Regions from separate parts of the Homo sapiens genome. Here all the other regions are linked to region 3. The links are chromatin loops, found by intact Hi-C in ENCODE. Cell type or tissue: sigmoid colon. All regions are shown on one strand. Each heading gives the region's core, and the rest is flanking DNA. Links, peaks and the distances in the headings are about the cores only.

Region 1 (10,178 bases), core at 3,285-8,284, 160 kb after region 3:
ATACACTGACAACCCCTGAAGCATAAATAAGTCACACTTCACAAAGAATGTTTATTCTATGCTCTAAGAGGGACGCTCCTTTTCTCAAGGAAACAAAAGCATGGGAAAGGGGAGGGAGAAAGGGTGTGTACAAAAATATGTGGCAGAAAGGAAAAAAAACCCTTCAATTCTAAATAATTACAAAATTGAAGACCATAAAAAAATCTGGGTTAGGGATAGGTATGTCTACATTTGGCTTATAAACAGATCTTTCAGAGTCTGAAATTACCATGGTAGGAAACAACTATTCCTCTTTGTTCCTTGCTTTACAAAATGTAATGAATAATATAGTTTTCTTTCAGTACCTCCTGTAATTCAAATGAGTCCACTCCCCTTTAACGCTATTCAAAGTTAAGAAAATAAAATACTATTATGACCTGTATCTGGCCACCAGTGAGCAAGAAAACAAGCTCTGATTACATGAATAGATGCAACTTCTACTCATCTCAAATAACTAATCATCTTGGAGACTGAATAAACAACTATATAAATACTGAGAAAGAAGGCTTGTAACTGTATGAGCCAGGTGCAGTGTTTAGAAACTCTGCAGACATAAAATTCAAAGGGAAACTCTGTGAAAAAATCACACAGACAGTATACTCATGAAATGCTGATGACGCACTGGAGTACTTCAGAATCTATAGCCAGCTACATTCATCAGTTGTAGACATTATTGATATTCCCAGATCCAACCATCAAATTCCCAGCACTTTGACTGTTTCCAGAAGATTGCTTTCATGGGGTCTCCTGAGGCTGCTGCTTATATTAAACTTACAATTACGAGCAACAACAGCAAAAGTGAGAAGCAGATGGCTGCAAGGTAGAATGGAAACAGAGGCCTCATGGATGCAGAGATAGGCACATCTTAGTAAAAAGAAAAGCAGCGGTAAAATAGCTGAATGGCAGAGAACTGGTGGGAGAAGGAAAAGAAGCTAAGAGTCAGGATGACATCCATACTATTAAAACTATCCAGGAAAAACTGAGAATTAGCTATAGGCCTGTAGACAGTTCTCAGGGTCTGCCAGTTTCAGGCAGACAGGAAAAGAAATGACCAGACCATTAGAAGGGGCAAGAACTTGACCTGTGGCTGCTGGGGAAGAAAACAAGGATTAAAAAAAAAAAAGAGAGTATAAATGTTGACCCTCAGGCTAGTCCTGGTACTCCAATTAAGGAAGGAAGGAAAGTGGACAAATTATGACTTTAGGAGAGAAAAAATAATCAAAAGGATTGAGAATATTATCTTCTACCTTAGCATCAATATCACATGGCTCAAAAATAGTTGCAGCTCAGAATAGCATGGCATGAAGAAAATAACACTACAGAGAGACAAGGAGACTGTATTAGTGCATTCTCACACTGCTATAAAGAACTACCTGAGACTGGGTAATTTATAAAGAAAGAGGTTTAGTTGGCTCACGGTTCCACAGGCTGTTAAGGAAGCATGGCTGAGGAAGCCTCAGGAAACTTACAACTGTGGCAGGAGGCGAAGGGGATGCCTGCACATCTTCACATGGCAGAACAGGAGAGAGAGCAAAGGCGGAAAGGGCTATACACTTTTAAATAACCAGATCTCATGAGAACTCACTCACTATCACAAGAACAGCAAAAGGGAAATTCACCCCCATGATCCAATCACTTCCCACCAGGTCCCTCCCACAACACTGGGAATTATAGTTCAACATGAGATTTAGGTGGGCACACAGAGCCAAACCAGATCACAGAACAACCAAACTAATGACCCAGTCACCCATCTTCTCCTACGGGAGGCAGAATACCCAAATGTTAAGCTCAGTGCTTCTCAAACTTTAATGTGCATGAGAATCACCTGGAGGATCTTGTTCAAATGCAGATTCTGATTCAGGAGGTCTGGAGTGAGGCCAGAGATTTTGCATTTTCAAAAAGCTCCCGGGTGATTCTCTAAGAATGCTGTGAGGACCAAGGGCTCATATGGACCTTACCCAGGTAAGTTCTGGCTTGCCTCATGACCTGGACAAGTTGTTGAACTTCTCTGATTTTTTGGTGTCTTCATTTACTGAATAGAGAGAGCAACGCTTATCACATTGATGTGAGGAACAAACAAGACAATTTAACTTAATGCCTAGCTATTATCATCACTAGCACAATAGTTCCCAAAGCAAAATAGACATACCATTGGTGGTAAAAAGAAAAGTCTTTCTAAAATTGTAATTGTTAGGCAATATTTTAATAGATACTAGAAAAAACATAACTATTACCTTAAACCCAAGATTTCATGAGTATTATCACTTAGGATAAAGCTAAGTTTAAAAGAAAAAGTTAATTTAAAAAATTACAAAGTAAATAAAAGTACAAGCGGTACAGAGATAGAACAAATATGGTGAGGATGATACTCAGTTGACTAAAGTTTGGGAAACATCAATTAATACCAGGGTTAGCAAGCTCCTTGAAGTCAAGGGCTTGACCAGATTATCCTACTATAAGGAGCAGGTGTGTGGTAGAGTTTAAACGCAGTTCAATTCTTTCTGGTCATTTAAGTCTTAGAAGCTATACTTTAATCAAATGATACTCATCTTCATCCTTATTCATATATGTTGCATAACTATGCTATCATGAATTGTGAAGCTATCCATAAGATTAAGGGAAACAAATTCTGTTGAATACAGCCATTTTCCCCCTTGATACTTACATTAACCAATCTAAACTACCTCCCAACAGTGGGTAGATAACAGAATTATTCCCCCAAGGAAAGGAAAAGCTATGATTTTATGTATCCAGTATTATGATGTTTCTCTTTTCCCACAAAAGTAGTGTAACACCATTCTTAGGTAATTTGTGGTCAAAGAGATGGATGTGGATAACTAAACACTTTACAGCTGAATTTGTCATACCTTTAACAGCAACCATTAGAGCAAACAGGAAGTCTAGGGTCATAGGTGAGTAGGAAACAGCATATTATGAGTAGTACAGTTTTCAAAAGAGAACTATAAAAGGCTTCCTGATGTATGTAGCATCTAATGTCTGATGTACTTGAAGCAACATCTCATTCTTACAATTTTGCTGTAGAAGGCTGATGGGTTTGTTTAGTTAATAAATAAAAGGTAAACACAGGCATATGCCCAAACTTCAGTCATTCACTTGTCTGTGACGTGAACCACTTCTCCAATGAATTAGATAATAGTTTTCAAATACTGTCCTGAAAGAATATTTTCTCAAGTTTTTGGTGCTATTCATAGTATAATGGTTATAGATATATAACACACTTTTTTTTTTTTTTTTTTTTTGGAATGAAGTCTCGCTCTGTCACCAGGCTGGAGTGCAGTGGCGCCATAATGGCTCACAGCAACCTTCGCCTCTCAGGTTCAAGCGATTCTCCTGCCTCAGCCTCCTGAGTAGCTGGGATTACAGGCATGCGCCACCACACCCAGCAAATTTTTTATTTTTAGTACAGATGGGGTTTCACCATGTTGGCCAGGATGGTTCTCGATCTCCTGACCTTGTGATCTGCCTGCCTCAGCCTCCCAAAGTGCTGGGATTACAGCATGAGCCACCGCACCCGGCCAGATATAACACACTTTTTAATATGTGTTATTAACATTTTTTCCATCACTTTCTTAAGTCTAGACAATCAGCAAAACAATAAATCAGCCCCTGATTGGTTGTGTTTGCTGATTTTCATGGTGTTAATACTTCTACCATGGCTAATTTGAAGCTATCAACATGATGTTAATGAACATGAAGTTGTGAAGAGATATACAATAGTATACACCATTATATAGTATTTCCAATACAGATACAAGAGACACAAATAACCTCAAGAGCATAGATAATAAAATGTAGTAAAACATAATTACTGAGTTTTGAGTATTATCTTTGTTTTTAAATAATTTATTTAATTGTAAGTTTATATAGTTTAATTTTTACTGATAACTGGCTCACAAAATTTCTGAAAATTTAATCACTAGATCTTGGGAGCTGGTGGGGGCTGCCTCCAACACATCATTGGCCACGTACCACATCCCACACATTGTTGCTACCACCCAATTTACATATCAATTTTGAGTTTTCTAAGTTAAAAAATTCTTGCATAAATGTGATAAATTTTGTGTGTTAAAGAAATGACAATAAAAATAACCATACAGATATTATGATTTGTATATTTTATATAGCCAAGTTTGTAGTTAACAATGGAAAACTTAAGAAATATTTCTGCCCTTCAGGCTTTACAAAATCAAATAATAAAAGCACCACTGCATCTTGAGGGAGAAAGGTAGGAAACAGATATTCATTTGAGTAAGAAAAAAAAAAAGGATATCAAGCTATGAATAAAAATATCTGTACTGATTTTTCACAAATAAAACTGCTCAGAAAAACTTGACATGCTAATGGAAGGAGGCTGCTTATAATTGAATCCTAAAGAATGTTTTCTATGATACAACCACCACAACATAAATGTTTTAGATGCTATCATTACATGCCGATACCAACTTTTTAATTTGTAAAAGATAAAAGAGGAAATTATAAGCAAATCCAAAGCTAATTCACTAATCCCTCTAACTGAAGTAAACCACTCAGAGAATTAGAGAGCTTATTCCACAGAATGGTCATTTATGATGTCAAATAATACTTTTAAAGACTTTCAAACACTGGTCTGGTCTGCATTGCCCTGGTTGCAAAGCTAAAAGCAGTTAAGTTGTGCTTGATCCCTTGGAAAAGTTCAGTTAACCAGTTTATATCAAAAGGATGAACATTCAACTACCTTCCCTTTCAAGGAGAATAGTTTGTGTGAATAACGTACCAAAGCCTCCTATAAAATCCTATGGAATTGTTTATTTCAAAAGTTAAGTCTTCAAAGCTCAGGGAAATACACAGAAAGTACATTGTTTATCTCTACAAAACAGAACATACGGAAAAATTTACAACTGTCAAGTGTTATTATGCTGCAAAACAAACATGTGGAAGAACACAACAGGGATAAATACAGTGAGATCTGTTCACCAACTGGAGATGTTGGAGGCACACGGAAGATTTTACAAAAATTGCAACATTTAAGACATTGGCAAGACATTTGTGCTAACCTGCGCTTTATGACAAGATGGCACACAATAGTTCAACTGTTTCTTCTGAATTATAACTCAGGTTTAGTCATGTAGGTCAATATGAAAAGCAGCCCTTTAAAAAAAGAAAGAGGCAGCCAGGCACGGTGGCTCACACCTGTAATTCCAGCACTTTGGGAGGCCAAGGCAGGCAGATCACGAGGTCAGAAGATTGAGACCATCCTGGCCAACGTGGTAAAACCCTGTCTCTACTAAAAATATAAAAATTAGCTGGGTGTGGCGGCACGTGCCTGTAATCCCAGCTACTCGGGAGGCTGAGGCACAAGAATTGCTTGAACCCAGGAGGCGGAGGTTGCAGTGAGCGAGAGCGTGCCACTGCACCCCAACCTGGTGACAGAGCAAGACAAAGAAAGGAAAAAAAGAAAAGAAGAGAGGAGAGGAGGGGAGGGGAAAGGGGAGGAGAGGAGAGGGGAGGGGAGGGGAGGGGAGGGGAGGGGAGGGGGGGAGGGGGGGAGGGTAGGGTAGGGGAGGGTAGGGGAGGGGAGGGGAGGGGAGGGAAAGGAGAAAGGAGAAAGGATAAAGGAAGGGAGGGAGGAAGGAAGGAAGGAAGGGAGGGGGGGAGGGAGGGTAACAATTCCTGTCTTGTGTTAAAAATTCCCAATCAGCAATTATGGATACTAAAGAAAAAAAAAAGTGAAACAGCTAAAATCATAAAATAAAATAACCACAGGGTGATAAATATTGAAATAAAAATACAGTTGAAAATTATTTTTAAAAATATTTGTCATAGGGCAAACAAGTTGTTAGTTTTTAAAAAACTTTATAGCAATATAGATTGATGAATTAAGTCAATTTTAAAATTTAATCGATTTTTGCAATGACTTTCAGGTTTAAAAAAAAGGCACTAAACCTACATTTTAAAATGTAAAACTTTGCAGTCATCTCCCCAAATCCTCTCAGTGTGGTCTAGTATTGGAATATATGTTTTCACACATAAAACTTGAATGAAAAAAATAATAATTTCCCCCAAATTCTCAATATCAGCAGTGCCCCAAAGAAAAATTCCTTCTAAGTATAAAGAGAGAAAAGTTAATTCCCAGGAAATAAAGGCACTCTCTGTCCAAAGCTCACATGTACTAAACGCAGAGGCTGAAATAAGACTTGGATGTTCTTTCTGCTTTCTCCAGTCTTCTAGTCATTACTTTAACAGGCAAAGAATAACTAAACAGCGAAACTCTGACGGGAGCACATACTTTCCACATACCCTAAATGTCAAAGGCCTGTTTAGAGAAAGGCCAAACAGTCTACTGCATCTTAGACGTAAGGGCCAGAATTAGGAGATGTTTCTGCCTCAGGAGTTTATTTCTGCCTCTACCACTGCTTCATTTTGTAACGTTAGCGAAGAGATTTATCTGTTCCTCACTTGGCTTTAAAAATAAAGATGGAGACACATAACCTCTACTTTGCTCTCTAGAATATTGTGAGGCTACAATAAATAATGCTCATAAAAGCTTTGATCTTGTAAGGAAAAAGAAATGACATAGGCAGGAGAGATTTTAGCGATTTCTGGAAGACCAGTGGTGGTCAAGATGAAACACAAGGAACAGATAAACCACGGATAACAGGGAAAAGCTTGATAAGCTTTCTTATTTATTTTCCAGGTAAAATTGTCTTTGAAACTAAACCAATAAACTGCCATCTAGATCATATCAAATTTCCACTTCTTTAACATTCACTTATGCCATCATTACACATTATGACTTCCGAACAGATAAGAGACAACTAGAATAACCACAGTAATGATTAGAAAATCAGAGGAAAACTCAGGTGCTTGATTTCTAAGGCCTGGCTTCTGACATTTAAAAAAATGAGGAATTAGAAAATTAGTATTAAAAAATAGTCTTCAGGCCTCTTTATCGTCCCATTTGCCTCTTTCATGAGAAATCATCAATATAACTGCCAAGATTTCTTGCTGGTAAAATAATTTTGTAAGATGAAACAACTACACCTAATTGAACCTTAGCTTCTGGATATATGCCAGTATTTGCATTTAAGTTATTAAGGACTGGTATACAGTGTTTTTTACTGAATCTTCTCTCTGAAAGAGAACTAGCACTGAGAATCAACCTTATGGAGCATAAAAGTTGTAAAACAGTAATGAGGAAAGCCTTTCCTTGCATATTAGCACTCAAAACTGGGGGTATTCATGTTATATGTTTAAATTCTCATATCTCACTCAAGAATGTAACTCAGGATATGTTAATTTGTTAAAAAAAAACAATTCTTCACTTTATAAAGATAGGAATTAATTTTCCTTTTATCAGTTTATGTTTTCACAGAGTATTTGGGCATATACATAAAACACAAACAACTCATTTTTGAACACTGTAAAACGAACATCCTGCCAATCTTCCAAACAAACATCTTAAGTTATTTTTAAAAAGAGAAAGAAAAGAAAAAAGTCAGAATCTGTAAATAAGATAAAACAATAAAATCCATGAGTATAATCCACAGAAATCCATGAGTATAATCCACAGAAACAATCCACAGTCTAATTTCTATACGGGAAAAGAACTGGGTAAATTAAGTTAGCAAGAGTCCAAAAGAACCAGAGGTTATACTGTAACCAGGAAGATCCTTCCACAGTACACATCTGGTATATATTTAAGTTTGGAAGACCAAAGTTAATTCCCTTCAGTCAAATCCTCCTCTTATTTCTGCTTGAAATCCAAGGTGCATGGTGATAAATGTGCACAATTTGCCTAATTTGCAATATTAGACATCCCAATCCCTTCAGATAAGCCCTCCAGAAATTGAGAAACTGAAATGGCTTACTATTTTTCCCTGAAGAACTTTTGCCTTGGGAATGTCATTACCCTAACTTTCTATATAATCTTCGTCTGGGTAACTTAAAACAAGAGATTTACCTTTTTTGCTAAAAGTGGTATTTGTATCTGCCTGAAATGATGAACAAGGGACATCCATTATTTAATTAACTCTATTTGATGTGAATTTTGTATCAAATGGGGTTATATAAATAAACTATCTTTTCAACATTCTTATTGTAGGCTTAAGAAGACAAATAGGCTGGGCACAATGGCTCACATTTGCAATACTTGTACTTTGGGAGGCCAAGGCATGAGGATCACTTGAGCCCAAGAGTTCGAGACCAGCCTTGGAAACACAGTGAGACTCTGACTCCACAAAATACAAAATTAACTGGGCATGGTGGCAAGCACCTGTAGTCCCAGCTACTCAGGAGCCTGAAGTAGGAGGATTGCTTGAGCCCAGGAGGTAGAGGCTGCAGTAAGCTGTGAGTGTACCACTGCACTCCAACCTGGGTAATAGAGCAAGACCATGTTCCCACCCCACCACCAAAAAAAAAAAAAGCAGATGATTCTTACTGATCTTAAAACGTGTCTAATCTATTCTGGGTCAGATAAGAACTCTGACAAATCCTGTATTCCAGTAGTATGAAAAGTCAGTAATTGCAAAATGAGAAATATTTCCAATTATTTTTTATCCAAGGTGCACCAAAAAAATGAACAAAATCCCCCCCAAAGCTACATTAACAACTGGTAAAATATAGTCAGTGGTCACCTAAGAAGGGCAAGGAAAATTAACATATAGTGATTCATTTGTATCTCAGATTTTGTTTTTTTAAAAAGACTACTTTCTTAGGAACAACAATCAAATGACTGTGATTGTTCCTAAGAAACAATCAAACTCAGTCAATATCAACTACCTTCCATCATCTGTCACAAATAAACTTGAAGAAAATGCATCTTAACTGACAGTTTATGTTTCAGCTTTTCAGAACATTCATTCATCCCTGTCTGGGATGATTCAGCCCCATAGCCTACTTTGGCTCAATGGTGACTGGGAAAAAGAGGATCATTAATTTATCAACAGGTTCCACTTGAGCCATCTCCAAGCAGTCTGCGGGAAGGGCTGTGAAGTGGTCAAAACAGTGGAAGCCATAGCCTTCTGCCCTCCTCATGCTTTCTATGTAGCTTGTTGGAAAACCAGGCAGCTCAGTGAGTTTCGTTATCTTTCAGGATACACTGAATTGAAAACTGCATGATTTATCTCAACTCAACTTCTAGTTGAAAATTTCACAAAATTATCTATGTAAATGTTGTCCAAATACAGCTGGAAAAATGAATAAGAGTTGGCAGAAGTGCTGATATTAAGTGACACTTTATACTTAAAAGCATCCAAATAGAAAAAAAAAAGATTTGATGTTTGTAGTCTGGAATAAAAACAAACATAAAGAGATTTTAAAATTAGGGAATGTGTGAAGATAGAAAAATAAGAGCATGTGCTGAAAAGCAGCATTATTATTTTCCACATTTACTTATGTTTAAAGAAATATTCAAAGTTAAATACAGGAATACCATATGTAGTTCTAAACCCTAACATGTTATATAGGATGATTTTTCTCTTGCTTTAATTATTTAACAACATTTAACAAAATTTTAATGGGTGTCTACTATAGGCCAGGCATTGTGGTAGAGAATGAAAAAGACATGGCTCCTGCCTTCTGGAATCTTGGGGGGAGATAAGGAACTGTAAAATGTCATGAGCACCATGATGATACGGTAATAAAGAACAGACCACAGAAGTACCTAGCCTAAGCGAAGGTCACTCAAGGAAGTAAAGTTTAGGTTGAAACCAGAGGCCAAGTAGCAATGATCCCCAAGAAGGATCAGGAAGGCAGCAGAGGAACACTATGTGGAAAAGCTGAAATAAGAGATCTGAATGAAACTGAAAGAAACTCATCAGAGCTAGGGCATGCACAGGGTAATAGTGGTATAAGATAGAGCTGAAAGAAGAGATAAATAAGACCTGATCAAGAAGAGCTCTGCCCTAAGAGCAAGAAAACTCATTAGAATGTTTATAAAGGGAAATAACATTTCTTGTTATCACTCTATCTATAGTGTGGAGTATGGAATAGTGTGGCAAAGGGGAGAATAGTAGAAGGCTATTGTCACAATACTGTGTGAGATGATAGTGCCTTGGACTGAAATGGTAGCACCCAAAGAAGAGATGTAGAAAAATTTAGGAACTATTTAGGCAGCAGAATTATCAGAACTCTGTTTGATG
Region 2 (10,178 bases), core at 1,887-6,886, 94 kb after region 3:
ACATGATGTCAACAATGTCTGGAGATAACCCTATTCCAAAGCCACTGTGTTCAGAGAGACTCCTGCAGTGATGAAAGGTACTTTACTGAATGACTGCTAGTAGAATATGCAATGAAGTGGGGAGATTAGATAACTGAATTTTAAGACACAGAATTCAGTTTTGGTCTCACCATGTCACCCTAGGTCTAAGTGCTTTGTTTCTCAGTTTATCTGCTCTTTTAATTAGTAATAATACTATTTATTGGTTTGAGGGCTTCAGAAACTTTTGACAACTAAGGCCTTGCTCAAAGAACCTACCATGCTTTTTTGAGTTCTTAAAACAAAACAAAACACGTAGAAGCAGTTGTTTGCCCTCCCTCATATCTTTGCAAGCTTCCATAGAAGCCAGAATCTTTATTCTTTATTATCTATTATATAATAATTTGCTGATTCTTTAAACCTTTCAAAATCACACAGAAATAGAAACTACCCCTTAAGCCTGAACTGGCACTAAATACTAAAACTTCTGTAGACTGTTAGCAGTAAAAATGCCAAATAAAAATCTCTTGCATATACTCTCTCACTCTGTGTACGTTGTTACCTTGAGTTTCTGGGATTTGTCTCCAACATAAACAGTACTTGTGTCACATTGAAGGAGGTTACCTCAGCTCTTCTGAAACCTGCGACTGGGTAAGTTCTATTCCCTGAAACAAACACAGCAGGAGGGTGGGCCTGGCAAGCCACAACCCTAATACTGAAAAATGCCAACTAGTGCTTCTAATAGGAGACAAACTATATTAAACGTGCAAAATTCCCTACATTTTTACAGCAGTAATTACATTTCTCATCCATAGAACACCTTTCTTTGGAGGGGTTATTTGATCCTAATGTGTTTTTTTAAATTAATTTTTTAAATTGTCTCCTCCTTATCTGAAGTGGTCTGAAACAGTCAAGAATATATTTTCTTCTCCTTTGTCCTTGCGGGTAGGACATGTTCTTATTCAGTCTATCCTCTAATGAAATCTGGAGAGACTTCCCTTCCTCAATTTGTACTAACACTTTAAATTAACTTTGCACACTAGGAAAAAGAAATGAGAAATGGGTGCAGACATAAACATTATAACGAAATAGTTAAAGCAACCCACACTATATTCGTAAGAGTAATAATTTAGAATCTTAGTTACTGGCATCTAATAATCTATTACTTTTGGTTTTGTTCCTCACCTTCTGGTTGCCTGCCTCTGGGCCACTTCATTTTATGTTTTTTTATCATCATACTCTTCATGGCAAGAAAATAAACACAAACTGAAACTCAAAGTGGTAATTTATTTTCTAGTTTCTCATAAGAGGTATGATAGAAAAAGAGATTGAAACTATTATGATAACTCCTGAGGTTTTGAATTATACAGGGAATACATTTAATTATTTTATTAATTATGTTTTATAAGTCAATAAAGTAAACTGCTATAGTCCACTTATGCAATATTGAGCTCTAAGCAACTCAAAAGACATGCATTGGTGTGGGGGTTGACTGGTTTGGCTGTGTGCCCACCCAAATCTTTTCTTGTAGTTCACATAATCCCCATGTGTCATGGGAGGGACCCAGTGGGAGGTAACTGCATCATGGGGGTGGTTACCCCCATGCTGTTCTTCTGATAGTGAGTTCTCACATGATCTGATGGTTTTATAAGGGGCTTTTTCCTCATTTTGTTCATTCTTGTCTCTTCTGCTGCCATGTGAAGAAGGACATGTTTGCTTCCCCTTCTGTCATGATTTCCTGAGGCCTCCACAGCCCTGTGGAACTGTGAGTCAACTAAACCTCTTTCCTTCATAAATTACCCACTCTTGGGTGTGTCTTTATTAGCAGCATAAGAACAGACTAATATAGTAAACTGGTACCAGTAGAGTGGGGTGCTGCTATAAGGATACCCAAGAATGTGGAAGCAACTTTGGAAGTGGTAACAAGCAGGGTTTGGAACAGTTTGGAGGGCTCAGAAGAAGAAAGAAAAACGTAGGATATTTTGGAACTTCCTAGAGACTTAGAGGGCTCAGAAGACAGGAAGATGTGGGAAAGTTTGAAACTTCCTAGAGACTTGTTGAATGGCTTTGACCAAAATGCTGATAGTGATATGGACAATGAAGTCCAGGTAGAGGTGGTCTCAGACAAAGATGAGGAACTTTTGGGAAATGGAGCAAAGTTGACTCTTGTTATGCTTTAGAAAACAGACTGGTGGAATTTTGCCCCTGCCCTAGAGATCTGGGGAACCCTGAACTTGAGAGAGATGGTTTGGCATTGGAATCTATGTTTAAAAAGGATGCAAAGCATAAAGTTTTAAAAAATTGCAATAGAAAAGAAAAACCCATTTTCTGAGGAGAAATTCAAGCAGACTACAGAAATTTGCTTAAGTAGCAAGGAGTCAAATGTTACTTGCCAAGACAATGGAGAAAATGTCTCCAGGGCATGTCAGAGGTCTTCATGGCAGCCCCACCCATCACAGGCCCAGAGGCCTAGGAGGGAAAAATGGTTTTGTGGACCAAGCCCAGGGCCTCCTTGCTCTATGCAGCCTTGGGACATGGTGCCCTGTGTCCCAGCTGCTTCGTTCCAGCCATGGTTAAAAGGGGCCAAGGTACATTTCAGGCCATTGCTTCAGAGAGTGCAAGTCCCAAGCCTTGGCAGCTTCCATGTGGTGTTGGACCTATGGATGCACAGAAGACAAGAATTGGGGTTTGGGAACCTCCACTTAGATTTCAGAGGATGTATGGAAACACTTGGATGTCCAGGCAGAAGTCTAATGTAGAGGTGGAGCCCTCATAAAGAACCTCTGCTAGGGCAGTGCAGAAGGGAAATGTCGGGTTGGAGCCCCCTCAGAGAGTCCCTACTGGGGCACTGCCTGGTGGAGCTGTGAGAAGAGGGCCACTGTCCTCCAGACCTGAGAAAGGCAGATCCACTGACAGCTTGCACCGTGCACCTGGAAAAGCCACAGACACTCAACACCAGCCTGTGAAAACACCTGGGAGGGAGGCTGTACCCTGTAAAGCCACAGGGGTGGAGCTGCCCAAGGCCATGGAAGCCCACCTCTTGCATCAGTGTGACCTAGACATGAGACACGGAGTCAAAGGAGATCATTTCGGAACTTTAAGATTTGACTGTCTTACTGGATTTTGGACTTGCATGGGGCCTGTAGCCCCTTTATTTTAGCCAATTTCTCCCATCTGGAATGGGTGTATTTACCCAATGCCTGTACCCCCACTGTATCTAGGAGTAACTAACTTGTTTTTGATTTTACAGGCTTAGGCAGAAGGGACTTACTTTGTCTCGGATGAGACTTTGGACTTGGACTTTTGAGTTAATGCTGGAATGAGTTAAGACTTTGCCAGACTTTTGGAATGGCATGATTATGTTTTGAAGTATGAGGGCATGAGATTTGGGAAGGGCCAGGGGTGGAATGATAAAGTTTTGGCCGTGCCCCACCCAAATCTTACCTTGAATTACAGTTCCCCTTATCCCCATGTGTCATGAGAGGGACCTGGTGGGAGGTAATTGAATCTTGGAGGTGGTTACAACATGCTGCTGTTCTTGTGATACTGAGTGAGTTGTCACGAGATCTGATGGTTTTATAAGGGGCTTTTCCCCATTTAGCTCATTCTTCTCTCTCCTGCCACCATGTGAAGAAGGACATATTTGCTTCCCCTTCTGCCATGACTGTAAGTTTCCTGAGGCCTCCACAGCCCTGCAGAACTGTGAGTCAATTAAACCTCTTTCCTTTATAAATTACCAGTCTCAGGTATGTCTTCATTAGCAGGTGAGAACAGACTAATAGTGTGGTCAGGATCTGGGTGGAGTTCCTGCATACATATTTGGTAGCTGAATGCCCCTAGGCCAGCAGCAATTTAACACTTTTGGGCTTCACTTTATTTACTCTTTGCAAAATGGGGAAGAGGGCAATGATCTCTAAGGCTCCATATATCTAGAATGTTATGAATTATTTTTAGCCAATTCAATATTCATAGCCCCTTTGAGGTAAGTCAAGCTCAAGTAAAAATTGTTCACGGAGAAAAAAAGAGTAAAGCACAATGGAAGGATGAGAGAACAGGGTCCATACCCAGTAAATAAGGGGTGTCAAGTACTACCTGACCTCAAGGCAACTCACTGCACACTAGACCAGGCCGTAATGAAAGTCCATCAATCTTTACTGAAAAAAATTACAGACTTTGGGCCACGTGCAGTGGCTCATGCTTGTAATCTCAGCACTTTGGGAGGCTGAGACAGGAGGATTGCTTGAGATCAGGAGTTCAAGAGCCTGGGCAACACAGTGAGACCCTGTCTCTAAAAAAATTTAAATAAATAAAATTAGACAGTTTCAAAATCAAACCTCTGTGCAACAGGCCAGAGTTTTTGCATGTTCCACAGGCACATGAGTATCCAATATGACTTATAAAATAGTTTTTAAAGCCACTTTTTTCTAATAAAGAAATTCATATTTGATCAGTTTCCTTCTACCTTCTATAGTTGAGGTCTTTGAAAATATACTTCTATCTTCTTCCTTTCCCATCAAGCTTACCCATGTAGACAGGGACAAACTCTAATTTGTACATTAACAAAGACATGAGGCAAGAGTCTAATCAGGAGAAAAGTCAAAAAGAACTTCCCCCTCCCTTTGAAATTTTAACTCTTGTCCAAACACTCCCTCTCACCCCATACTCCTCTCATAAAATGTGTTTATTTATCTTTGATTCTCCTCAAAGGTGCCTGGAGAAGCCTGTCAAGTGAGCTGCCACCTTCCAGATTTAATCGGTTTTCCTCAGTTGTTCGGCAGTTCTAAATGCAGAAACCAAAAACTCTTCTGCTCGACTGGGCTTTCTCAATACAGGCATTGGCACAGCCCCACACAATTCCATCTAAGCAGAACAACCGCAGCATTAAGTTCCCTCCTATCACAAGGGCCTAGTGTTACTTGGTTGGGTTGTCATTCCACCTGTCAGCTGCCACCAGAAGAAAACGAATTTGCAAATTTACACAGTTTTCTTAGGAATGCTCTTTCTTTTTTTTTCTCTTTGGACTCTACATTCCTGTAGCTCCTATTCTTCAAGGGCACAGGGGCTTACTTAAACATAAAATTTTACAACTTAACTGGAAGGGTGCCCTGCTTGCAAATGGAAAACTGCCACAGAGCAGACTTAACTGCAGCAAGCAGGTGACAGAGCAAGGAACAGGATCCAAAATTATGATTTTTTGTGTGCTACTGAAGTAAAAGAATTTAAGAAGGTTTTACTCAGGGTCATAGGCTGGGTTGGAAGACTGGGAAAAGGAAATCAGTAGTATCTATATCTAATTATGGTGACAGAATTTCACAGACATCTATAACCTAGGTCAAACGTCAAAGACATGAACACCTAAGACACTTTCACACATCCCTGAGCATCATGATTAAATTCAGATAGTTGGGGATCTGTCCCCAGGACCAGTATCCTATTCTGTTAGGGGCCTCTAAATAATAAGACTTTATGTGTTCTCTTCCACAACAAAGAGTAGGAAGTGATTAGCAGCTGGGGAGAACAAAGAGACTTTCCCAAGTTAGGGTTTTTCAACTTCGTTAAACCTAGCAATTAAAGAAAGGAGGAGTTTTGAACTATGACATAATATTGAAAAAGAACAGACTGCATGGTTAAATAATAAACAATGCTGATGTTTAACAACCTTCTCCATTGCTGTCTCCAGAACCCCTAGAACAGAGCCTGGTACATAATAGGAGCACAGAAATGCTGTTCTCTCTGCCCAGAACCACCTCCCCAGCAACACCGCCATGGACACAACTTGTCTCTCATTGCATTCAGGTCTCTGCTCAAAGGCTCCCTCTTTAGATATGCCTTGCTTGAGCATATGCTCTAGAATTTCCTTATCCCTCTTTATTTTCTTCCTAACACTGTGATATGGTTTAGCTCTGTATCCCCACCCAAATCTCATCTTGAATTGTACTCCCATAATTCCCATGTGTTGTGGGAGGGACCTGGTGGGAGATAATCTGAATCCATTGGGGCAGTTTCCCCCATACTGTTCTCATGGTAGTGAATAAGTCTCACGAGATCTGATGGGTTTATCAGGGGTTTCCACTTTTGCATCATCCTCGTTTTTCCTCTTGCCACTGCCATGTAAGAAGTGCCTTTCATCTCCCACCATGGTTCTTAGGCCTCCCGAGCCATGCAGAACTGTAAGTCCAATTAAACCTCTTTTTCTACCCAGTCTCAGGTATGTCTTTATCAGCAGAGTGAAACTGGATTAATATACACATAATGCTACCCAACATTGTATGTCTAATTGCTTACTTTTTAATTGCCTGGGCAGGTACTATTTTGTTCACTATAGTATTGCCAATCTCTTAAACAAAAGCTGGCACATAGTAAGCACTCAATAAAAGTTATGAAAAGAATGAGTGGTTAGAATGGACTATAAGCTACAGACTTATTCTATTCTATATTCAGTCAAACAGCCAATAAACAATCACTGGTTATTCAGGGAATGTTGGATACCATCCAGGAATAAAGAACCTGTGTTGATTAAGAGAAAGCCCCTAGATAAGTAAGTCAGTCATGATAACAGTTTAATATGAAAAGAGTCACGAGACTGTACATAAATGTCTATGAGAACAAGTAGGAAAGACATCTGAATCCGACAGGCAAAGTGAGTAGAGTTCTCCAGGTAAAGCTTCAGTGAGATGTTCTGCAGAATGAACAGCACATGGGAGGAAATGGAGTATGCAGCCACGTGATGATGCAACAAAGTCAGTAAAGAGACATGGTGGGAGGTAAGACCAGAAAGATGCAGGGAACTTAGCATGAAAGGCCTTGGCACTAAACTAAATGAATCCTGGAATGATGTGTGTTTGTATATCATTTTAAGAATGATTTGCATTTTAAGAATAACATTTTGATAACTTTGTAGAACATGAATTAGAAGAGGTCAGAATAAAGGAAGATACGTTTTTCCAGTGGTCTAGACAGAAGCAATGAAATGAAGAAAACTCATCCCTGTATTCATTCATTTCTTCATCTCTTCAATGAAGAATTCTTAGTGTCTCCTTAGGCAAAGTTGTGCAAGGCACTTGGAATAGGTAATAGCAGTGGAAATGGAAAAGAACCTGCTTTAAAGCTGTGAGCAAATGAGTCTGACTGTTGTGTATATGGTTTGGGTGACTAGTTTACTTGGGAGGGAAATAATACGTGAAGTTTCAGATGGTCTGAAGTGTCATTTGAATATCCAGTTAGAGACATCTACTAGGCAACAGACAGAAGAACAAGCAGAAAAAGTCAATCCATTCTATATAAATGTTCAAAAACTTCTACATGGCATGCCTTAGAGACTCCAAATTTCCCTACTCCTATTCTCAGATTAAAAAAAAAACCAAAATAGTTAAATTTCTTTAGGGAGGCAAATGTTTTAATAAAAATTATGAAATTTACACTTTTACTAAAAAATATGAACTTAAGAAAAATACAAATTATAAGGAGACTAATTTTCAGAAAAAATAGCTTTTTATATTGATACTCAACAATTCTAAAATTGTATGAATGCATTCATCAAGAGAGAAATCCATAATAAACAACTGAAAATGTGTAGGAAGTAAAATAAAGGAGAAAAACAAATGAGGAAGATGGATGTATACATGTGATACTTCTAGGAGGAATGAGATTTAACTATCAAGTCAGGAAAGCTTAATTGTCCTTACACATGTTATTTATATATTTGCATCCATCACCAGCATAATGATTTTTGGCAGTTTATGACAATTCATTCATTACTGACAAAATAAATAATTAAGAAAGATGAAATCAAACAGGAACATAGATAAGAAAATAATGCCAGGAGTAAGACTGGCACACACACACACATATCATTTATTCCTTTGCAGCTATTAGAGATGATCTTGCAAATTTGGCTCTAGCCTTCCTGGCAACCAAAGTAAAGAGGAAAATACAATCAAATATAAGATTCATAATAAGCATTTTAAAAACATGAATCGTTGTTTCCTGACCTTGAGATCTGAGAAGAATTTCATCTGTAAGTCCTCTCAAAAACGATGGGATGTGGTGTACTAGGTGGGCTCCTCAATGAAAGCTCAACCACAGAAAGAATACTGAATTTTATTCAGCTGTTTGCTATAACATCCATCATTGAAGGCCAGTGATTTAATATCGAAAAGGAGTAGGAGGAAGGAAGAAAGTACCTCTGCAAGAGGTAAAAGCAGCTGAGTTAAGCACATAGCTCTTGGACGGTACGACTTGGCCTGAAACTAAAATGCAGACAATCCAGAAAAATGGATGGAGAATAAGTCATTCACACAATATTCTATAAATACATTTGGAAACAGACTTTTGAGCAACTGGATAGCAGAGAGTTCGAAGTACTCATCTCTAAAAGGAGCCTGAATACAAATTTTCTATGGTGCAGCTTAAAGGTGTCAATATTCAGCAATAGCTGAACCAAAGAGCAGGGTTAAAATCCTCTTCAAAGATTGAGGAGCGTAATGAAGACATCATACTCTATAAAAATATGGATTTTGTAGAATATCCATGAAAAATATAGGATAGTCAAGTATGAAAAAGATGGGCTTTAGAGTTAGACTTGGCTTCACATTCTGGTTCTGCTACTTATTACTCTATGGCCCTCGAAAAATCACTTAACCTTTCTGAGTCTGTTTCTTTTTTTTTTTTTTTTTTTTTTTTTGAGACGGAGTCTCACTCTGTCACCCAGGCTGGAGAGAGGCACGATCTTGGCTCATGCAAGCTCTGCCTCCCTGGTTCACGCCATTCTCCTGCCTCAGCCTCCCGAGTAGCTGGGACTCCAGGCGCCCGCCACCACGCCTGGCTAATTTTTTTGTATTTTTAGTAGAGATGGTGTTTCACCTTGTTAGCCAGGATGGTCTCCATCTCCTGACCTCGTGATCCGCCCACCTCGGGCTCCCAAAGTGCTGGGATTACAGGCATGAGCCACCGTGCCTGGCTGAGTCTGTTTGTTTTATCTAGAATATGCAGGCTGTAATTAGGCGTAAACAAAGTAAATATAAAGTGCTACTATGGTATTGGGTATGTGAATACCAAAATGAATGGGGATGGGGCAGGGCAGATACCAAGGGAACTAATCAGAAAAATAAAAACAAAAAACAGTATACATGAAATTGAAGGGAGGGAAGTACAAAATCCATATCTGGCAAAGAAAGACTTCTTTTTTTTTCATACCCATAAATACCATGGAGGAAGACTTCTTTATATTGTAACACAATTAAGCATGATCCCAAGAGAGCACAACTTCTATTAATCGGAGTGCATCATACTCTTCAAGAGCACTGGTGGGTTGAAAATAAGTTGAGAATACAGTTCTCAACTAAGACTTTTTTTTTTTAACCCTCTTTCAGTTGCAGGTAATTAGTCAGTGTTCAATGTTTGTTATAAATAGGAAAAACCTACACATCAAATGATAAATGCCAATGAAATAACTCATTCATCTAATTTCTAAGTAACCACTCACATATTGCTTCTGTATATCATCAAATTTTTGATATAGCTAAAAGAACTCTTATGATAAATTACTTAATTATAAACCTATGCTTGCCAGGAAAAGAATTTTAATTTCACAAGCAACATAAAAAATAACCCGAGCCTGCTCTCCATATGAACTACTCAGTCTGCCTTGTGGCAGGTGTATACAAGCACTTAAAAAGAAACATCTGCTTTCCTTCTTACAGAGAGCTTCACCTCAGGAAAAAAACATAAATTCCTGTGTATCACAAAATACTTTAAAAGCTAAGAAGGCATGACCAGATGTAGTCATTTAGGAGAATTTTTCTTCCTTATAGGCATCTTACTCATGATTCAGAACAACTGAAATATTTGATTTCTACTTTTCTTCAATTAACTTTTTCCAGCTTTGCTCATCACTAACCTATTAGGAGGTCATCTCTCCTAAATTATATTCACCCTGACTGTGGGGATAATCATACTCCTCAATTCAGGGTATACTATTATTATCAGTCTGTCCAAGGCCTCTGTTGGCTTATTTTATTTTTTTACCCCCTTTATCACTACTCCCCCATTTCCTCCTAAACCTTCATAAGCAAAAACTTAATTGTCTGGCATCTGTCTTTGGATATGGAGTGTTTCTTTGAAAAATATTAAGTGTTGTTTTACATATATGTGTGTGTGTT
Region 3 (10,178 bases), core at 2,838-7,837:
GGTTAATTCTCCGCATTTTCTACTACCCTGATTATTAAATGAAAAAAAGAAAAAGCAAAAAGGAAAAGGAGCCAGCCAATATAAACATCAAAGGGTACTCCCACTTCTGTGGCATTCAGATATTTTCCAGAGCTCGACTGTGGGGACAAAAGAGATTGGCGGGTTGCTGGGGAGTTGTTTTCTGTTTCCTCTGGGAGACAATGGGCCAAACCTGCCAGACAACGCTACAGTGCAAGTAGGTGGCGTATCACCATGCAGCAAAGGTTTTCTCAGTGAAGCTGGATGTTCCCTTGGCTTAGCCAAGACAGACCCAAGCTATTATTGAATGGCAGTGGGTGGAAGATGAGACCCAGGCCCTCCCTAGAGGGAGAGTGGCTGTAGACATCCTCTATTGGGTCTCGGACCAAAGAACTGAAGGGGGAGGACGGAATGAGATGAAGGAGGGAGGCAACTTCAGAAACTTAAAACCAGCACATTTTCATTTCCTGAACCTAAAGCAAATAACTGTTTGTGGTATTCACTGGAGTCTGAGTTTTTTCTTTTGTCAAGCCTATAGACTCCACAAAAGACTGACTAGAAGATTGGTCTGAAGTTCTGAGACTGAATGGGAATAAATGTAAACTCTATTACATGAACACAAGAAAGAAAACTATTACAGGCCTAAGTTCAGGATGAAAGAATGAGCAGTCTGAATAAGAGTTCATGTGAAAAAGATCTAGGGGTTTTAGCTGACAGTGAACATTACATGAGCCAACAGTGTGACTTGGCTGCTGAAAACCCTGATGATATTTAAGGCCAGATTAGCAGAAGTATAGTGTTCAGAGTAAGGAAAAAAAATAGTCTTTCTGTGCTCTGCACTGGTCTGGACACAGTTGGAGTGTTGCTTCTATTCTGGATGCCAAAAGTTAAAGAAAATACAGAAAACTGGAGCATGTCAAAAGAGTCAGAGAAAGAGAAAAGATACAAAAATCATGTCATGCGAGGAATAAGTAGAGAAACTAGAATTGTTTCAACAAGAAAAAAGAATTCATTGGGCAGATTAGCTATCTACGAATAGCTGGAGGGTACTCTGTAGGAGAGAGGGCAAACTCATCTCCATGACTCCAAAGGGCAGACAACAGGCAGAAAACTAGCTCAATATAAAAAGAACGTTTCCAACAATTCAAACTGTCCCCAAATGGAATAGGGTGTTTTGTGTAACAGTTATTTCTCCAGCATTGGAAGAGTTCAAAGTCTAATGAACATTTGCCAGGGATTTGTAATTGAGCATTCCAGCATTAAGTGGGAGACTGGTGTCAATGTCTTATTAAAGTCTTTCAAACTTCAAGGCTGAGAACTGCATAATAATATAGAAATAATAATAAAAATCAAAGGTATCTATTATTGACTTAATATATCAGCCAAAAATTTATTCATAGTCATTCAAAATACCATCACAATCCTCTGCACTGAGAACCATAAGATATTTCTGAGTGAAATTAAAGGAGACCTAATCAATTGGGAGAGAAAACATGATCATGGTCATGGAAAATTCCATATTATTAAAGATGTCAATTCACCCTGAGTTCAACACAGATTCATTACAATCCCAGTGAAAACTTAATAGTTTTTTCTCAAAATTTTCAGGCTGAATCTAAAATTTATATGAAGTGCAAAATATTTATACCAAAAAAATTGATTTTTTAAAAAACTCACAAAGTCAGAGAACTCGCACTACCTGATATTAAGACTTAGTATAAAGCCTCAGAGCCTAAGCAACATAGGAGTGGTGTAAAGATAGCAAATCCTGCTGTGGAACGAAATGGAGAGTCCAGTTAGAGTAAAGCATATGCAGTAAATTGATAATTTTTACAAAGGCTCCAAGATAATTTAATAAAAAGAGAAAACCCTTCAAAAGATAGCTAGAGAACGCTGGAAAAATATATGGGAAAAAAATGAACCTTGATAGCTACCTCATGACACACATAGAGATTAATTCAGGATTGATCATAAACATAAGAGATGAAACAATAAAGCTTCTAGAAAAAGGTGTAGAAGAAGATTGCTGCAACCATGAGGTTGACAAAGATTTCTTTAAAAGGCTATAAAAAGAACTAACCATTTTAATTAAAACTTGCTCAATAAAGACACCAGTAAGAAGGTAAAATGACAAGCCACGGACTGCGAGGACATAGTTATAGTACATATATCTGAAAAAGGACTTATATTCAGAATATATTTTTAAAAACTTCCAAAACCAACAATAAAAAGACAAACAGCCAATAAAACTGATCAAAAGATTGAAGAAACACTTCACAAAAGAATATGTGAGTGCTTAATAAGCACATGAAAAGGTATTCAATATCATTAGTCATCAGTGAAATCAAAATTAAAATTACAGTGCAAGACTGTTTCAAGCTTACTGGAATGTCTAAAATTAAAGAAAAAAGCTCTTAGTGAAACTGTAGAACAAACATAATTATTTTATATTTCTGTTGGTAATGGAAAATTTGTATAACCTACTTTGGAAACAGTTTGGCACTTTATTTTAGAGTTAAACATTCGTCTATCCTCTGACCCACCAATTTCAAAAACAGAACTTGTATAAGCATATTCATAATGGCATTATTCATAATAACCCTAAAGTGAAAATTACCCACATATCTATCCCTAAAAGAATGGCTAAAAAGTAATTGTCTTATATTTTTACAATGGCATACTACTCATTACTAAAAAAGGAATTAACAAAAAATACACACAAAACATGGATAAATCTAAAAAGAAAGGCCGTCTGAAAGAAGCCAGATATCAGTGCTTGATTTCTACGTATGTGAGTTTCAAGCACAGGAAAAACTAATCTGTAGTGATAGAAATCAGAAGAGTGATTGCCTAAGGAGGCTTGAGATTGACTGGAAGGGAACACAAGAAAATATTTTTTTCAAAGCTCATTGAATTGTCCACTTAAGATCTGTGCATTTCAATCTCTAGAAATTTTACCTCAATAAAAGAATAATATCTCTGCTTCCTTTAAAAAAAATCATTGCATTTCCTTGAGTTAGTATCATGAGTAAATAAGGAAAACTTCCCTCCAGTTAGAGTCTTAAACTAAAGAAGCCATTGTTTATAGGATTTCCAGCATTCTAATACCCTTTCTAAGATGTTTATTAACCTGTTTTGTCTTTTAGATACCTGTCTTCAAACAAAGTATACTCCATGTCAAAAGAGTAGAACTCCTTGAGAATAAAGTCTATGTTTTATTCACCTTTGTGGGGCAAGCATAGCATTTGATCCAAAGTTCATACCAAGAATATTTGCTGATTATGCTAGGACTATACCAGGTATTGTAGATATAGCAATAAACAAAACAGATCTGGTCTTAGATATTGGGGAACCTGTAATCTAGTGTGGGCCACTAATATTAAATAAAAAAGTCATACAAATAAATATATAATTATACAATTATAATAAATACAGTGAATAAAAAGAGGAGGAAGAGGAATTATAAGGGGAGATCTAATTTTCTTAAAGGAGTGATTTTTACACAGAGACCCATAGAATAATAGCAATTGGCAAGGTGAAGATTGGGGAAGGAAGACTATTATTCCATGGAGAGGAAAGAACCTGTGTGAAGATGTGGAGAAGTAGGAAAGAGTGAGGAGGAGGCAGAGTGGGACCATGCAGGACTTTGTAGGCCATACAATGATTTCTACGTTGAATTCTAAAAGTACAACCAGAAGCCAATGAAACATTTTAAGCAGGGAAATAATATAAACCTATCACCCTGGCTTTAAACAACCTGTGTTTAAAAGTATTAGAACAGTAAATTTCACATCATTAATGGATCATAAAGTGAATTTAATTAATCATGCCCAGCAAGAAAGCGACAAAGGAATATAATTTTTTTTTTTTTTTTTGAGATGGAGTCTCACTCTGTCGCCCAGGCTGGAGTGCAGTGGCGCAATCTCTGCTTACTGCAAGCTCCAAGCGATTCTCCTGCCTCAGCCTCCCAAGTAGCTGGGACTACAGGCGCCTGCCACCACGCCCAGCTAATCTTTTTGTATTTTTAGTAGAGAGTGTTTCACCTTGTCAGCCAGGATGGTCTTGAACTCCTGACCTCGTGATCCACCCAAAGTGCTGGGATTACAGGCATGAGCCATTGCACCTGGCCCCTAATTGTTGTTTTTTTTTTTTTTTTTGAAACAGAGCTCTGCTCTTGTGGCCCAGGCTGGAGTGCAATGGTGTGATCTCGGCTCACCACAACCTCTGCCTCCTGGGTTCAAGGGATTCTCCTGCCTCAGCCTCCCAAGTAGCTGGGTTTACAGGCATGTGCCACCATGCCTGGCTAATTTTGTATTTTTAGTAGGGACAGGTTTTCTCCCTGCTGGTCAGGCTGGTCTCGAACTCCTGACCTCAGGTGATCCACCTGCCTCAGCCTCCCAAAGTGCTGGGATTACAGGTGTAAGCTACCATGCCCGGCCAGGAATATAATTTTTAAAAATATCAAAATGCATGATACTGAGAAAAGATACGTATTATTCTGTTAATCTTTGATTTTGGATTTACTTATAGATACATAGCAACACAAGTATGTGTACTGGGAGTATCATGGATGTATTTTTTAATTGTAGGTCATCCTCAAAAAAGTCTGAAAGCTGTTAATTAGAGGTAAGTAAGAGTGGAAACTGGGAGAGCAGTTAGGAGGTGACTGGAGAAGCTGAGATGGTAAATATGTTGACAGATTTAATGCTCATTCTGGAGGCAGGCATTTGAAAGGACTGAAACAACAGGTGGTTGTTTGCATTTGGAGGGCAAATGAAAGGGACATGTCAAGGATGACTCAGGTTTCCAGCACCCATTAACTTGAAAAATGAACGAATGGGAGTGAACAAATGAGTAAAGATGGCATAGTAAATCTAACTAAAATTGTAGTTTTCTTCAAATTTAACTATAAAATAAAATCTATTCTAATTATTTAAAATAGTAGAAACTTTTTCCCCCTTGGTTTCCCCTCACAAGGTTTTTAGAGATATGGCCCAGGTCTTCTTCAACTTCATATCCCCAGGTCCTACCACAGTGCTTGCCACCAAGTACATACTTCGTTATTATGTGCTGAATGAATTAATGAATGGAGTAAAATAAAAACAAAAAAGTGGTCTTAGGAGAAAATAAAGTGTTCTATAGTTCTTAAGGTCAAGGAATAGCAAATCAACTTAGGATAGACTTTTCTTCTAAGTTGCCACTTACTGATCAAAAGCCACATTTTATAAAACTAAAGGAAGAATATCTTTAACATTATAATCATACTATAAAAGTATTCTTCCCCCTTGTACTTCTAAATATTAATAAATCTCAAAAGTCCTCTTTTACCACACTGTCATATCTCATTCTCACTCTGTGTTTACAGATTTGCAAAAGACTCAAAAAGTTCTCAGATCACAGTTATAAACATTACTCAGATTATTCCTGTGTATTTGGTAGAGGGCAGATATAATTCTCTATTTAAAACAAAATAAATGGGTCATGGACAATATTCAAGAAACTCAAAGCTACACAGCAGCTGAGTTCACAGTAATCCGTCCCTGGCCTTCTGGTTTGTAGTTAGCCGTGTGGCACTTTTATTACTCCCTAACTAACACCATTTTTTTGTTGATCCTGATAGTTAAGAGTTGTCTATTCAATTTTCACTCCCTCAAGGGCAGACACCATGTCTTCTACTATTACTGTATTGTCCATAATGTTTAGCAGTCCTGAACACAGCAGACACTTAATATTTCTTGCCTGGAATAGCAGTAAAATTAAAACAAACATCTCCTAATTTAGAGGTTAAACTAGACTCTGCTCCCTTCATCAAGCTGTACTGGTCTTGCATGCAAGTTTTATCTCCAGTAGTCCTTGCGTTCCATTACAAAATAGCAATTGCCTCTTCTCAAAATGAAAAACATTTTCCATTGTGTAAGTTATACTTGCAACTATGATGTTGAAATGTTCCTCAAGTGATGATTTTCATCTATGCTGCAAAGGAAAAAAGTGTAACTCATAAGCTTAATTCTTAAAACAAATCCAATAACTGTCATTGGTCCTAGACAGCCCTCTTAGCTTGTTTGTTTCTTTTAATGTCCCAGGCCATTTCTCCCAGAATTCGTGGTAGTAAACAGTCTAATGAGTGTGATCACAGAGAGACTACTGCTGGTATAATGAATGTGATCCCCATTATTTCTAACAGATAACATGCCATCTTACAGAAAAAAAAGCGTTGAAAGGTGGTAGAGTGGAAGCCATTGGTTAAGAAGTTTGAAGGCGGGCTAAATTAACACATTCAATCAGAAAAGCTTGTTCCCAGCATTCTTGCCTCAACTTGACTTGGTCAAAACAGACTGGTGAATGAGATTAGGTATATCATCTTGTGTTCTGGCTCACTGTTCACCTTAAATTTTGAGTATCTTTGAAAATCACAAATTATTACAACACTTCAGTCACTAAAAGTTTGATGTAATTGTTTTGAGAACAATACTGACTACTTTAAAGAGAATTTTGAATTTTACCAAGTGTTTTTGCATCCCTTTAGCCCTCTGTAGCAGTTCTGATAAATCTAAATATCATTGTTTCCATCCAGTTATGAGAAAACAAGAGATGCATGCAATTTTGTGCCAAGCCAATTATCTGGAGGCTGCTTGAAGATATGGTCCCAGACCTCAATAAGTTTGCTTCTTGTTGAGGGAAAAAACATGTACAAAATCAATTAAAATACAAGGTACAGTGAACTAAGTGCTTCAGCAACAGGTCAAATAAAGTGGTACAAAGAGCAACATTTAAGTCCAAGTAGAAATCAGGGAGGAAATTTAATGATATAAGTAGCATTTGAGTGTTGTCTTGAAGGATGTCAAGTATTGTAATGGAGATGAGGAAAGAATTCTAGTCTGGGGTAACAACACTATCCAGGCTATAAAGGGTGCTAAGTGCATGCTGTATTCAGGGAAGCACATGAAACCTGTGTGGCTGGAGGGGTCACGCGGGATCAACAAGTGAAGAAGAAAAGTTTACCTGAATGAGATCCACAAAAATGTTATCAGTAAAAAGTATGAATTTAAAGTTTGGAAACATTTTGAGTGTCTCAAAGAAAAGAGCTGTGTACCAGCTTTTGTGTTACATTGCAATTTAGGATGAAGCTGACAATCAACACATTTGAAAATATAACCTATCACTAAATTCCTTGATCAGAAAAATCAATTTACGTAATTATTCCAAAATCCATTCAGAAAATGACCCTATTCAAACTCCTGGATATGCCAATATTTTAACAAGGGTAACTCATAAGATGAATTCTCATAAAATAAGGGAGGATTTAAAACCAAAAAGTTAAAAAAGGAGAGAGAGATTGACTTACATTTAAAATCTCATTCATCAGGTTCAGGACCAGTAAAAAGGGCTGCACAAAGAGCTCTGGTCTGTTTACCTTAACATCAGCAGAGACATATTGTCACAAATAGAAAACCTGAATTCTGGATAGGAAAGTCTGTTTTCAGAGAGCCAACATATAACTTCTGATGGCTGATATTGAGATTCAATCAAACTTGGCACCAATTAAAAGACATTGTTTGGAGAGCACAGGCTTAGTGTTTCTATTATCATCAGCTGAAATATAAAGATTATAATTTGATCTTTCAAATTTGGAATAGAAAAATCTGTTTTCAGAGAAGCCAACATATACTATTTAATAACTTTTGCAAGGCAATATAAACTTCTCTTCTTTTCACAATGAAACAAGAAGGAGCACCCAAAGAGAAGACCTCATGAAAGGCTCCTTTCAAACAGTGGCTCTTGCTGTGTCCTCTTGATTAAGGGCTCATAAATAAAAGGACACAACAGCTGCAACTTATGATTAACCATGGTATAGTATTTCAACCAGTGAATAACATTACAGTTATTAGAACCAACAAAACTCCTTATATTCACTCAATACATGACCTTGGCTTTGTCTGGCCTGTAGGTGACCTGAATTGAAGAGAGATGTCTGGGTTAAAATTTAACTTAGAGTCTGAAAAGCTATGTCACATGGCTGGGAAGTCAGTAATGTTGCAATTTCAGGAAACACCCTCCTTTAAATGTGATTGGATGGTATAAAGGTGAATCTGAGTGTATCTGAGTATATCATAAAGCTAACTAGTCAGACTTGGACAGCCCTTGAATGATGTCCAAACATTTGTGAACAGTCTGAGTAAACCACTCAGGTTATTCTTACACAACCAAGGTAACTTTACTGCCTGCCATGGGCAAGTAAGTGCTCTCTAGATTATAGTTGTAAACAATTCTCAAGTGATTAATGACACATATTCTTTCTCTGCCCTCTACTGAGGGCAGAACTCTCTTAAGGAAAACAGAAAAAGTCTTCACCCTTTGATTTACAGGCTAAGACCAAAGCAATCTGAGTTTCCTCTAAGTATGAGAACCTATTCTGAGTAAGACCTGGGCTCCCAAGAGAGACCACAGAAGACAGGAAGAAAGGGTCTTCCATTATCTCCTTCCCTAGAAAGTATGCACTGAGAAGCTGCTAATGTTCCCCAAGTCTCAGATGGGTTCAGGACCGAATTCAAAGAAATATTTTCCCCATGACCATAACAGATGAAAACTAAAAGAGTATGACTTTTCTCATTTTAATTGGTAAGTAACCATATCACTTAGTTCTTAGACACTTTCTTATCATGGGGCCTCAAGTTACCTTTTATTGGGTTGTCCTACTAAATGACCTGATCATGTAATGGTTTCAAACTCTGTTATACAGAAGCTCAAGTTTCCATAAAGCAAATCTATGGCCTCCACAGAAACCATGATCCAAACACATATGCTTAATTTTTGTCAGTTAATCACCAGTTCATATGTTAACCCTGCAACAGAAGTTGGGTTTCCAAGCATGAATACTTAATTATTTAAGCAATTACATTTCTTCTCCCATCTCTGCCAAGAAAACACTCGATTTCTCTAAAAATGAACAATAACATTTATTTAACACAAGTACTTTTTTATATTTATAACATTCTTTTAAGAAAGGATATTGTCTCTTTTTTTAAAAAAAAGCTTGTAGTAATATAGCATTAACTAACAGCATTTAGATAATTAACATTGGGAAATAAAGAGATGCATATTTCTCAGGAAAATGGAGTTTGCTTGAATCTTCCATTTCATTATTACTCATAAAATGTAAAACACTAACCACATGAAGAACTTAAAATTCATTAGACATTATTTAAATCAATGGGATAAAATGCTAGCTTCTAGAGAGAATATAGATCATGATGTACAACAGTACTGAGCACAGATTACATCCTAAATGGACACTTGTTAAATTAAGACAATTAACCATAAAAGTAAAAACTAACTTTTTAAAAATGGAGTCAGGAAAATTTTAATCTGAACTTTTCATCTTGATGTCTCCAGAATATAGAGTACATAGAATATAAAGCATATAGAATATAGAGTGCCTTGGATATAACAGGCATCAACAATGACTGATTATGTGAATGAATGAGCTTATTGATTAATTAATGGAAGAAGGGCAACTGTATACTAAAATTAAGATAAGCTGAGAAGGGATAGGGTCATTTAGGTTACTGAATATAGTAGGAAAAGATGTCCATTTGGTGGACATGTTTTTTAAATCTGTTTTTCTATACATTTAAAACTCTGCTTATACATGTTTATCTATTTATACATTTTTAAAAATCTGTTTCCATATATACTTTTCAAAGAACAATTTAAAATCTGAATCAATACAAAGTAAAGATATTTCAGCCTTGATTTTCTAGCACAAAAAAAGTACCTGGACCAGCCTTTTAAGTAGGGAAATGTGTTTATTTTCTTTGAGTGCCTAATGTAAATTAAAGGTATTGATTTCAGGATTATCTTTCAAGGAAACTACTAAACTCTTTTGTTGAATCAAATTACTCCGAGCAAGTTTTCTACATCTAGCTTTTAGAAAACATGCATAAATATCATTTCCTTTAATATGTCAGCAACTTTTAGTGGGAGAATTTTGAAATTAATTTGAAATTATTTTGAAATTAATTTGAAATCATTCCACTTCTTTAGCAATGGTAAAAAGCATCTTTCAAAAGGAATATTTAAGGGAATTTAAATTTAAGGGAGGCCAGGTGCAGTGGCTCATGCCTGTAATCCCAGCACTTTGGGAGGCTAAGGCAGGTGGA

The links. A loop is a pair of places that touch in the nucleus more often than their neighbours do. Peaks named below come from ENCODE experiments on the same cell type or tissue, not always from the same donor. Only the 100,000 strongest peaks of a DNase experiment are listed, where the experiment ranks them.
Region 1: it touches region 3 in a loop (4-fold over the local background); 2 of 110 quality-filtered maps call a loop at or near these places.
Region 2: it touches region 3 in a loop (3-fold over the local background); 3 of 110 quality-filtered maps call a loop at or near these places.

Annotation. Positions count from the first base shown.
Region 1 is chr14:68,032,548-68,042,725 of GRCh38, reverse strand. The region is part of intron 7 of RAD51B (RAD51 paralog B); the gene reads right to left. Among named protein-coding and RNA genes, the nearest start is that of RAD51B, 220 kb to the right of the region's middle. In sigmoid colon, for the core only: no CTCF peak of the experiment used is centred there; a DNase peak (open chromatin) is centred at 6,345; H3K27ac peaks cover 255 bases.
Region 2 is chr14:68,094,495-68,104,672 of GRCh38, reverse strand. All of the region lies in intron 7 of RAD51B (RAD51 paralog B), which reads right to left. Among named protein-coding and RNA genes, the nearest start is that of RAD51B, 280 kb to the right of the region's middle. In sigmoid colon, for the core only: no CTCF peak of the experiment used is centred there; a DNase peak (open chromatin) is centred at 4,862.
Region 3 is chr14:68,189,906-68,200,083 of GRCh38, reverse strand. The region is part of intron 7 of RAD51B (RAD51 paralog B); the gene reads right to left. Among named protein-coding and RNA genes, the nearest start is that of RAD51B, 380 kb to the right of the region's middle. RefSeq lists a silencer at 4,666-4,866 and an enhancer at 7,898-8,192. In sigmoid colon, for the core only: no CTCF peak of the experiment used is centred there; a DNase peak (open chromatin) is centred at 5,563; H3K27ac peaks cover 213 bases.